Regions from separate parts of the Homo sapiens genome. Here region 2 is linked to region 1. The links are chromatin contacts, found by Hi-C or POLR2A ChIA-PET in ENCODE. All regions are on one chromosome and are shown on one strand. The core of a region is the stretch at or near the end of the contact, and the rest is flanking DNA. Distances in the headings are between cores, read along the strand shown. Region 1 overlaps RPAP2 (RNA polymerase II associated protein 2). Region 2 overlaps EVI5 (ecotropic viral integration site 5).

What was found. Hi-C counts contacts between places; a loop is a spot of excess contacts on that map. ChIA-PET counts read pairs that join two places held with the same protein, here RNA polymerase II (POLR2A). Pooled maps may share reads with other maps.
Region 2: a map of natural killer cell shows a loop between it and region 1 (3-fold over the local background). The contact joins two enhancer-like sites. A Hi-C loop is called at or near these places in 1 of 168 maps with a recorded cell type or tissue (natural killer cell) and 9 of 50 pooled maps. POLR2A ChIA-PET finds 5 or more read pairs at or near these places in 2 of 52 experiments (PC-9 and activated naive CD4-positive, alpha-beta T cell).

Annotation. Positions count from the first base shown.
Region 1 is chr1:92,362,891-92,368,824 of GRCh38, reverse strand. The region is part of intron 11 of RPAP2 (RNA polymerase II associated protein 2); the gene reads right to left. It also overlaps a transcript of GLMN not described here. Among named protein-coding and RNA genes, the nearest start is that of RPAP2, 67 kb to the right of the region's middle. RefSeq lists an enhancer at 3,067-3,116. Within about 2 kb of position 2,969, at least 2 of the 41 ENCODE cell types and tissues checked have a DNase peak (open chromatin) inside an H3K27ac peak, as active enhancers do; they include natural killer cell, where a contact is called at or near this core.
Region 2 is chr1:92,534,380-92,540,313 of GRCh38, reverse strand. The region is part of intron 19 of EVI5 (ecotropic viral integration site 5); the gene reads left to right. Among named protein-coding and RNA genes, the nearest start is that of GFI1, 50 kb to the right of the region's middle. Within about 2 kb of position 2,158, at least 5 of the 41 ENCODE cell types and tissues checked have a DNase peak (open chromatin) inside an H3K27ac peak, as active enhancers do; they include natural killer cell, where a contact is called at or near this core.

The DNA of each region.
Region 1 (5,934 bases), core at 1,720-4,219:
TTTATTTAGCTGACTGCTCCACATATGCTACACATCAAAAGGAAAGAATGTAAATCAGGTTAGGACAAGTACCCTCCATTTGTTATTACTGAGCTATCAAACAACATCTGGTTAACAGGAATTATTATATACAGTAGTAAGAAGAGTTTCCAAGTTTGGGCAAGATAACTGAATCAAGAGAGAGATTTTTAATTAAAAGTTGGCATTTTTATTAAAACCTTCTATCCAAGGATTTAGAGCTGTACAAACTCTTGACTAAACCTCAGAAGTAAGGTACCCATAATTTTGGAAGTCACCAGTTTGTATTCTGTCAACAGAAAAATATATATAAAGAGTTAAAGTTGTGGTTTATTGAGCAAGTAGAGCTAAACTGATGAATCTCTATGTTTTTTATCTCGTGGAGTACAATAAAAGTCAGTAACGAACTTGGATTTTTTTCTTTTTTTGAGACAGAGTCTTGCTCTGTCGCCCAGGCTAGAGTGCAGTGGCACGATCTCGGCTCACTGCAACTTCTGCCTCCTGGGTTCAGGCGATTCTCCTGCCTCAGCCTCCCGAGTAGCTGGCATTACAGGTGCCCACCACCACGCCTAGCTAATTTATGTATTTTTATTAGAGATGGGGTTTCAGCGTGTTGGCCAGGCTGGTCTCAAACTCCTGACCTTGTGACCCACTGTGGCCAGCCATGAACTTGGATTTTTAAGTGGCCTTCCCCATTCTGGTCCCTATTGTCTTGCTCACTGCACTCATACTGAACCACTGGAAACTCCATATTGTAGCTCCACAATCTGAATTATCCTTTCCTGAATAATCCTAGGTGATACGTGTGAAGATCACATCAGGCACCTTCCTAAAATGATATAGCACAGATAGCTGCAAACCTGACTTTCAAAACTGGACAGAAGTAATAACTCTCTCATAGAAGGATTTTCCTGAGCGTTCATAATTTATTTCCAAATTTGCAAAATCAAACGAGTAGGCAGTTATAAAATGACACGGAACAACACTCCTCATACTCCACATAATCTTTCTTACAGAATAAAGAGCTGTGAGAATGTCTATGTGAATAAAATGTCACCAGAAAGCATGCTTCTCTATGGTTTGGGGTTGGAGGAAGGGACAGGAAGTGAAAGGCCACACACTTTTCTGTACCTATCAGATTTGAGAAATTACTGGGTTCATGCAGAGTTCTGCTGCAGTAGGGAGACCTGTTCTGCTGATTACCATGCATAAAGGTGATGAAGATGTAAAGACTGCTAAAAGATAACATTGGGCTGAAAAGAAAATTTTTTTAAACACTCATTCTCTCACCCTTCAGAAGTTAGGGCTGGGAAGGAGAAGGTAGGAAGATTATTTCTGTCAAACAGCCATACCTTCAATGTGTACATGCACAGGCACTATGTTTATCACTTTAACCAATTAAAACAAATGGGTATTATAATACCTGACACTTTGAAGGCTTACAATCAAACAAACGCAAAAGCCGTCTGGGATAGATGAGGCACTAATTAATAATGGGTTGGGTAAGTAAAGAATCTAAAAGAAGAGGTTTAACAGCATAGTCTTATTTTAGGAGGCTATACGGTTATATTTGAGGAAATCACACTTAATTTTCCCAAATGTGTTTTAGGTGCAACCTATCCAGTCACTTTCCTTTTGAGAGCTGAAGTACCTGAAGCTTTGGAGATGGTAAAGGAATTATTGAGGGTCATACTGGCTAAGAAGAGTGCTAAAAGTGGAGACCTTTATCACAAAGGTATCTTGTTTATTTGCTTATCTATCAAGCCCCAATATTTTCTTCCTGCATGGCAGTAACAACTGTCACCTTACCCATATTTTATCTTCTTCTAAAACTTGAGTAGAGATTTCTCCCTTTTCTACAAGAACAAGTGGTAAATGATCAAGGATTAAACCAAAATACCTGTTTGCACACCCATACAATCAAAACTGAAATGAAGAGCTGTGACCAGTAACACCAAGGGTCAAAATGTCACCTATTTCCAGAAATTGCAGGGCTCCATACAAACCCCAGACATTTTGCAAAATGCCTCTCTCAGATACTGAAAAAAAAGTCTGGTATATACTTTCAAAAGGAATTTTATCTGTATGTTAGATAAAATATACAATATATACTGCATGCTCCTTAGCATGAAAGTAATTACAATTTCATGTTTAATATTAACTCTTTCTCTGCCTTGCTTGTTTGTTATTGAGGAAAAGGCAGAAGATTCAACTCCATTAGTGAGACACCGAAAACATCTGTCTCACATGTGGCCCCTGGCTTCCTCCCCAAAGTAACACAATAGCTCCCTGGGCATAGAGAACGAACCTGTCACCCTGTTGAAGAGTTTTTGTTTTTCCATAAAATAACATGGACTGGGCCACATGCATAGGTAACTACTTTGTGGTACTTTGCTAAACTGCTGTTATTGATGTTGTTTTTCAGTAAATATGGTTTTATAATTGATAAGGAAACAAATGCCAAGAGGTCAGAGCTAAATTTAAAATTCAGACACTTTTTTTAAGAGACATGGTCTGGCTCTGTCACCCAGGCTGAGGTGCAGTGGTGCAATCACAGCTCACTGCAGCCTCAAACTCCTGGGCTCAAGCAATCCTTCTACCTCAGCCTCCCAAATAGCCGAGACTACAGGCAAGCACCACCACATCCGGCTAAAACATTCAGATACTTTAAAATGGATGGTGGGAAACTTTCTAAATTGGAGCTAGAGAGCTTCTCCTGAATGCCAGTTCTTTCCTAGTTGTTCCCTTTGTGGCAGGAAAGATCTCAACAACTCAGTCAAACCTAAGAAGCTATCGTGATTTCCAAGTTTGTTAAATTTTTTTTTTATGAGACTGACTTGTTGGTCTTCAACCTTTCTGTGAAGTTGCAGGAAATGTTGAGGCTCAAGTGACTTTCTTAAGGTCATGTAAGTCAGTAAAAGATGAACAAATAACCCCAGAAGTACTCCCACTAGTCTACACTTCTAACCGCTAGACCACACAAGTTCACATGTCTGATTCATTTTAAGAACTGAGTAGATCTTACAATTTTCAAAGACCCACTTGGATATACTCTTCAAATAATTTTTGAAATCTGTCATAACCAAATAAAACGTACAAATGAAAACCAACAGTTTTGCTGTTTCTAATTCACCCTTCCTTTGTGATAGTCAAGAGGAACCTTTCAAACTATTAACGATTTTAGAAAAAAGGTTAAGTACCTCTAACCAAGCAAATCCTGGTATATGCAGCTAAGTCAACTGATTTAGCACTTCTCTACTTAGCACACCAATGTGCACTAGAATTAAGACAGTGGTTCTCAATTCTGCCTGCACAAATTAGAATCACTTGGGGAACTTAAAAAATTCTTATGCCCATGCCCCACCCAAGACCAATGAATCAAAATCTTTGAATCAGCCATTAGTATTTTTTTAAAACCTCCCCATGTAATTCTAATGTATAGCCAGTATTGAAAACAACTGATGTGAAGCTGTGTTAAAGTTCTGAATTGAATAAATTTGTGTAGTTCTGTTTATTTGTTATACTTGTTAACTACACTTTTGGAAGAAATCGGATAGTAAAGAAAATGAGATTTTTATATAAATGTGTAACAAAGCAGAAGGGCCCAATGAGAGGTCTTACTTAAGGGGGTTTATACAAGGGAGGTATTATTTCTGACTGTGGGGTGTTAAGGAAGGCTTCTAAGGAGTTGGTAACATTTGAACTGGATCTTGAAGGCTAGAATAGGCAGATATGAAAAGAAAATAAGTTTCAAGCATAGGTCAAGTCCTATTGAAGATGATTGTGGGGGAAACAGTCAGTGGACATAATGTGAAGACATAAAAGGGAAATAAGGTGAATAGGTAAGTTGGGGCCACTTCTGAAGGGCCTTGAATTTCATGCAAAATTATCTGGTAGGAGCTGGGAAGTCACTAAGTTGCTGAACAAAGGCCTGCCTTGATCAGAGTTAAGCTTCAGTGAGATGATTTTTAAAGCTAGAGGGAAGGATGGACTAGTTGAATGAAGAGACACACGGCAAGGAGACCTGCTTGGGAGGGCTATAATTGCAGCAGTCTAGGCAAGTAATGAAGGCCTAATGTGGGTTAGTAGCAGTGGCAATGGAGAAAGCTAACTGTATACAGAACTAAAAGGACTTAGCAATTGATTAGATATGAGAGATAAAGAGAAGCACAATTCTGGGTAATTAGGAGGATACCAATGCCACCAAAAGGGGCCATTTGAAAGGCAAAATGACTTAATCTCAAATTTGAGAGTTTGAAATGCTTGGGAGATATCCAAATGAAGGTGCCCAGCAAAAAATAAAAAAAAATTTGGTCTACGATTTAGGAGAGATGTCAGAGCTGAAGATACCATTTTGGGGGGAGAAACACAAGAATTATTTGATGAGGATGACCAATTTTCTTTCTAGGTAACTCTACTTTTCTTCCTTATATTTGTCTTGATTTTTTGAACTATTATCTCATTAGTACTCTTCCAAACCTCTTGCATCCTTGCTTTAGCTTTTCTACCTAGCAAAACCTACACCCTGAGATAAATGTTGCAATCTGCTTTCTCCATACCTATAATAGATGGCTGGAAACTACTGGTGGTATGGAGATATGGGGAAGAAGGGAACCCTGAAGGTCGATACCACTACAAATCCATGATCTGTAGCCTCATCTGGATACTTAATGTCACTTGTCAATTTTCTCTCACCCTGAATTAGCTCCTTTTCTGGATCCTCTCAATGACTACTCCATTATCATTACAGTTGACCCCTGAGCAATGCAGGCATTAGGGACACTGACCCCCTCCCCCATGCAGTTGAAAATCTGTATATAACTTTTGACTCCCCAAAACTTAACTATAAATAGCCTACTGTTGACCAGAAGCCTTAGAGACAACATAAGCAGTCGATTAACACATATTTTATGTTATATGCTTATAATAAATATTACATAATGCATATGTAAGGATATGTATTAGATCCTTATAATAAAGTAAGCTAGAGGAAAAAAAATGTTAAGCAAATCATAAAGAAGAGAAAATATATTTACTATTCATTAAGTGGAAGTAGATCATCATAAAGGTCTTTATCCTTGTCTTCACATTGAGTAGGCTGAGGAGGAGGAGAAAGAGAAGTGGGGTTGGTCTTGCTATCTTAAGTGTGGCAGAGGTGGAAAAATATCCGCATAGAAGTGGACTTGCACAGTTCAAACCCATAAACCCATGTTGTTCAAGGGTCAATTGTGTTTTCACTCTTTATACAACCGTAACTTCTGTACTCTTAGAAGAGAACCTCATACCCTACTTCACTGAAAAATGAAGTTGTTAGGCATGATGTAAAAATCTCTCCCTTCTACCTATAAATGCATCTGCAGCCACGCTGTTCTTTTCTTCCTGTCTCAGAAGATGTAGTATTTCTCTCCTGTTCACACTATTCCATCTGCCTGTGCCATGATCACATTTCCTTGTGCCTCCTCTGAGACCTGCCCTGTTCCATCATGTGTATCTACCTTGCCCGCAGCTTCAAATTATTTTTCTTTATTGGCTCCTTCTCCATACCGTATGCTTAAGTCTGTTTCTATCCAAAACAAATGGTTACTGTTCAATCTCTTTCCTACCCTTATCATCAGGTTCCTCAAAAGAGAAGCCAACGTTTACTGACTCCACTTCCTTATCTTAACTTGAGATGCAGGGGTTCATAGACTCCTTCAAATTATAAAAAGGCTTTTATTTTTTCAAATGTGCATTTTTTTCCCCCTGGAGAAGGAGTATAGATTTTACTCCTACTTTCAATGTATAACCTTCTATCTCAATGTATAACCTTGGCTGCAAAGAATTAGCTAGTGGCACTTAATTTTATATGTTTGGGAACTTGATTGATTTTGGAGCATGTAAAAGTTGTGTAAGTCTTAGTATTTTAGAGCAACATTT
Region 2 (5,934 bases), core at 909-3,408, 170 kb before region 1:
ATACACAGCTGATAGAAAGGTAAAATGGTACAGCCACTTTGAAAACAGTATATAGCAGGTCCTCAAATGGTAAACATAGAGTTGCTATATGACCTAGCAGTTCCACTCCTGGGTATATACCCAAGTAACATGAAAACATGTCTACACTAAGACATCTGCATAAATGTTCATAGCAGCATTATTAATAATATTTAGAGAGTAGAAACAACTCAGATGTCAATCATCTGATGACTGGATAAATAAAATGTGGTATATCCATATGATCAATTATGAGGCAATAAAAGGAATCAAGTGCTGACACATGCCACAACATGGATGATAAATTTTTCAAAAATCAGTCACAGAAGGCCACATATTGTATGATTTCATTTATATGTCCAGAATAGATAAATTTATAGAGAAAGAAAGTAGATTAGTGGTTCCTTGGGGTTGGAGGGGAAGAGAGGGGTTTTAAGGGATGACAGCTAAGAGGTGTGTGGTTTATTTATGGCATGATAAAAATATTCTAGGATTGGTTGTGGTGATGGTTGCACAACTCTATGCATATACTAAAAGCCATCAAATTGTACACTCTAAATGGGTAAATTGTATGGAAGGCAAGTTATATCTCAAGGTCATTTTAAAAATTCATAGTCTTTCTCTTCTGGACAGTTTCCTAACCTGGGGCCCATGGATGGGGTCTATTAAAGTATTTACAAATATTTTATGTATAAACATAGGCGGATCTTTGGGAGAATGGGTTCAAGATTTTTTTTTTTTTTTTTTTTTTTTGAGATGGAGTCTAGCTCTGTCGCCCAGGCTGCAGCACAGTGGCATGATCTCGTCTCACTACTAGTTCCGCCTCCCGGGTTCCCGCCATCCTCCAGCCTCACCCTCCCAAGTAGCTGGGACTACAGGCGCCCGCCACTACACCCGGCTAATTTTTTATATTTTTAGTAGAGACGGGGTTTCACCAGTGTTAGCCAGGATGGTCTCCATCTCCTGACCTCGTGATCCGCCCGCCTCGGCCTCCCAAAGTGTTGGGATTATAGGCGTGAGCCACTGCGCCCGGCCGGGTTCAAGATTTTTTCAGATTTCTTGAGTGATTTGACACCTAAAAAAAAGTTTTCCTCCATCCCTCAATTATCTTGTGGGAGATATTGGGGGAATTAAGTAAATTAATGCTGGAAAAGCACTTAAAACAGAGCCTGGGACATAGTAAGGGCTAAATAAGTGCTCTTATTGTTCCAGCTATACCACAAAATACTTATGTAGTCACAGTGTGATATTATAAAGGATTAGATAAAATCTAATGACACTACTCCACTGCCTCAGTGACTCACCCATAACCTTCGTGATAAGTTCTAATTCTTTAACATGGCATAAGATTCTTCATAGTTTAGCCCCAGCTTTCTTTCAAGTTTCATCTCTCACCTCTCATTTTGAGACCTATATCCAGCCACACCAAACCACTTGCAGTTTCCTAACACATAATACATTCTCTGGCCTTAGGCTTTTCCCCATGCCACCTGTGCCTGATTTCTCCTCCCTCCACCTCTGCTCATCCTTACAGACCCAACTCGAACATCATCATCTTCCTCCTTCCCTAAGAATTCTCCCTTCTAGCCAGTGTATTGCTTCTCCTGTGGGTTTACTTAACAGTGTGCCACCTTGGAATCAGCTGTTTAGTTTTTTTGTCTTGCCCTTCAGATTTTTAACTGAGGGCAGGAGCCTTGTCATTTGTCTTTGCCTTTCCAGCATCACAACACTTGTCACCTAAACACTAGGTGCATATTTGGTTAATTGATTGATGGACTGAAAAAACACATGATATAGCTTTAGAGAACAAGAATTTCCTCTGAACAGAATCCAATCCAAATAGAAAAGAAGTACTTCATTTTCATGAGGGTGTTTTGCTAAAGGTTTGAATTTTTAAATGCTTCATTTTGCTGAAGGTTAAATCAAAGGAAATCTACATGGTACTTTGATGTAGCTTTAAAAGTTCAGAGTGAAACAAGTGTGAAGTGATTTATTTCCTGTAATTGGTCATAAATTTACATAGAACCTCACATATTCGTAGCCTCATCAGCGTTGACCTTAGAGTACCTTCTAAATAATGTTAATGGTTTCAATTTTATCAAGATGTGTCAGCTGCCAGGAAGAAGACATTCAGTGGCAGTTTCATTTTGTTTGCCCACAATACTGAATACATCTAAGTATGCACTGTAGAAAGACTAAGAATTCTCTGTAAATGACTCCCCCTCTCTTCTTCTCAGGTAAAAAGTGTGCAGTTGTAAGTTTCTTCTATTCCAAACTTTCCTTTCCTTTCTACCTTTTTTACTTATTAATGTGGGTGCATGTTTTTTCCTTCTAAAAACGTCAGCTTTAACTATTGCATTATATACAGTTTTACATGAAATCTACAATTTTTTCATTCTAAATTTTATATTTTTTATGATTTACTTAGCTTAAAACCAAAAACATTTTCAGCATTATGTACCTAGTATTATTTCAATAAAATTCTTGAATTTTTTTTAGTTTTTTTTTTTTAAGTACTGTAGATTAGAATTTTGGCTCTTGTCTGTGTAATAAAGTAATGAAGAAATCATGACCTCCAGTCGATCACTTTTACTGATTTCCTGTTCTGATTCTCTGGAAATCATTTTGTTTGTGTGGTTATTACTAGTCTAACCTTTGTCATGTTTACAATTCAGTGTTTAAAGAAGCTGATAATTGAGAATAAATTTTGCATATCATCTCCCATTACATTTATTTTAGATTTTGAAAACAGAAAACTATTAAAGGTATTCTATAAGGAATCCAACAAAATTACTGACCAAACTCTGAGGATGGAAAAAAAAGTAAAGCCTCTAGAACTTAGAAATACAAACTATGTGATTATTAGATCTTTCCATGAAAAGTAAAATACATTGTTATTTAAAATTGTATATATTACATATCACTTACAGAAATGCTACATTTAGCTCAAAAAGCTATAGCTCTTTGTTTTATAAAGATTAATTATACAAACTCAAATGTACGAATAGGAGCTTTTATAATCTGATATGACTCAGTCTTGGAAACTTACTGCAACTGTTTTGCAGTTCACTTGGTGTCACATGATTCACTTCAATGGTTTAAACCCTGTCTAGTAGTGATCAAAGTTCATTTGGTTAGGGGTTTTTTTTGGTGTGTGGATGACTTTTTTCCACTTTGTTGTGGATTGATTGTCTTTCAAAATACCCAATGCAGCCCTTCCTCTTATTCTTTTGAATCTCAGAAAGTGGTAGTTGTCTGCACAGTGCAACCTCCAGTCACACACAGGGGAAATTTTTTTTAAGTTGAAATAATATGCATGAAAGCACTTTTAACTGTAAAGCATTATATAATTATAAGATTGTATTATTAATTCCATTACCCCAATGTTAAAATTGAAGGATAACTTGTTACGTCTCTTTAAAACCAAGTGTAAAAAAAAATCAACTGTAATTTTTTAAGTTACCAGTGTCCTATGATGTGCTAAAAGAAAGCAGACACACAGCACATTGTCTCCTCTAGCCACACAGACACTTGCCCAGGTGATCATATTTTCTCGGCACAGATTTCTTTATCACTTATAAAGAACCTACATTTAAAGACTACAAAACTCTAAAACCATGACACTTCTCTATTTCACAAAAGAAATTTCTGTCTTAATATCTACTGGTTTAGCCAATAAAGTAGACTAATGAAAAATTTAAAAATACTTATGTATCCTTAATGATGATGAAGTCCTTTGGGGCTTCAGAATATTCATCTTTACAGGTTATCCCTGCTGTAGAATTTCAATGATAACTTGCGTGGAATAGCTGTAATCTTTTATAAATAGTGTTTTTTTAGTGTTTGAATTTTTACTATCATACAGTAAGAAACTCTGCTGTTTCCTGTCAAAACCTTTCATCAGACTATGAACATGACAGTTTCCTGTTTTCTTATTAACTATACTGCATTTTTATGCTTTATTCTTTGTAAATTGTATAATAACTTATCGCTTTCCTTTTCTCATTACTAAATGTTTTTGGGGGACCAGCATTGTTTAATACACACAGAGAAATTCTAAAATCCGATCTCTTTATTGATAATGCAAAGTTAAGATTCCATTAAAGTAGATTTAGATGTTATAAAAAAAGATTTTGTTAACTATTAAACTTGTGCTGAGTGTGTCAGATGTCTTAAATATTATTTAAATAAATTCTACATGTTTTTACTTTTTATACTTTGTCTCTTAATGCATAACATGATGAAGCAGTCCACATCAGGTAAGAACGAATATGTTATTTGGGTCTTGTATTGTTAGTACTCCCATCTGTCTGCTTATTAATGTTCTCCTTCAGCATTTAAAAGGGTGGGATAAATAATTAGTACCTAGGGCTTTTTCTTTTTTTTTATTATACTGTAAGTTCTGGGGTACGTGTGCAGAACGTGCAGGTTTGTTACATAGGTATACACGTGCCATGGTGGTTTGCTGCACCCATCAACCCGTCATCTACATTAGGTATTTCTCCTAATGCTATCCCTCCCCTAGCCCCCCACCCCACGACAGGCCCCGGTGTGTGATGTTCCTCTCCCTGTGTCCATGTGTTCTCATTGTTCAACTCCCACTTAAGAATGAGAACATGCAGTGTTTGGTTTTTCTGTTTTTCTGTTAGTTTGCTGATAATGATGGTTTCCAACTCCATCCATATCCCTGCAAAGGACATGAACTCATTTTTTTTTATGGCTGCAAGGTATTCCATGGTGTATATGTGCCACATTTTCTTGATCCAGTCTATCATTGATGGGCATTTGGGTTGGTTCCAAGTCTTTGCTATCATGAACAGTGCCGCAGTAAACATGTGTGTGCATGTGTCTTTATAGTAGAATGATTTATAATCCTTTGGGTATATACCCAGTAAGGGGATTGCTGGGTCAAATGGTATTTCTAGTTCTAGATCCTTGAGGAATCACCACACTGACTTCCACAATGGTTGAACTAATTTACACTCCCACCAACAGTGTAAAAGTGTTCCTATTTCTCCACATCCTCTCCAGCATCTGTTGTTTCCTGACTTTTTAATGATCACCATTCTATGAGATGGTATCTCATTGTGGTTTTGATTTGCATTTCTCAAATGACCAGTGATGATTAGCTTTTTTTCATATGTCTTGGGTGCATAAACTTCTTCTTTTGAGAAGTTCATATCCTTCGTCCACTTTTTGATGGGTTTTTTTTTCTTGTAAATTTGTTTAAGTTCTTTGTAGATTCTGGATATTAGCCCTTTGTCAGATGCAAAATATAAATTGCAAAAATTTTCTCCCATTCTGTATGTTGCCTTTTCACCCTGATGATAGTTTCTTTTGCTGTGCAGAAGCTCTTTAGTTTAGTTAGATCCCATTTGTCTATTTTGGCTTTTGTTGCCATTGCTTTTGGTGTTTTAATCATGAAGTCTTTGCCCATGCCTATGTCCTGAATGGTATTGCCTAGGTTTTCTTCTAGGGTTTTTATGGTTTCAGGTCTTACGTTTAAGTCTTTAATCCATCGTGAGTTAATTTTTGTATAAAGTGTAAGGAAGGGATCCAGTTTCAGCTTTCTGGATATGGCTAGCCAGTTTTCCATTTATTAAATAGGGAATCTTTTCCCATTTCTGGTTTTTGTCAGGTTTGTCAAAGATCACATGGTTGTACATGTGTGGCGTTATTTCTGAGGCCTCTATTCTGTTCCATTGGTCTATATATCTGTTTTGGCACCAGTACCATGCTGTTTTGGTTACTGTAGCCTTGTAGTATAGTTTGAAGTCAGGTAGCGTGATACCTTCAGCTTTGTTCTTTTTGCTTAGGATTGTCTTGGCTATACGGGCTCTTTTTTGGTTCCATATGAAATTTAAAGTAGTTTTTTCCAATTATTTGAAGAAAGTCAATGGTAGCTTGATGGGGATA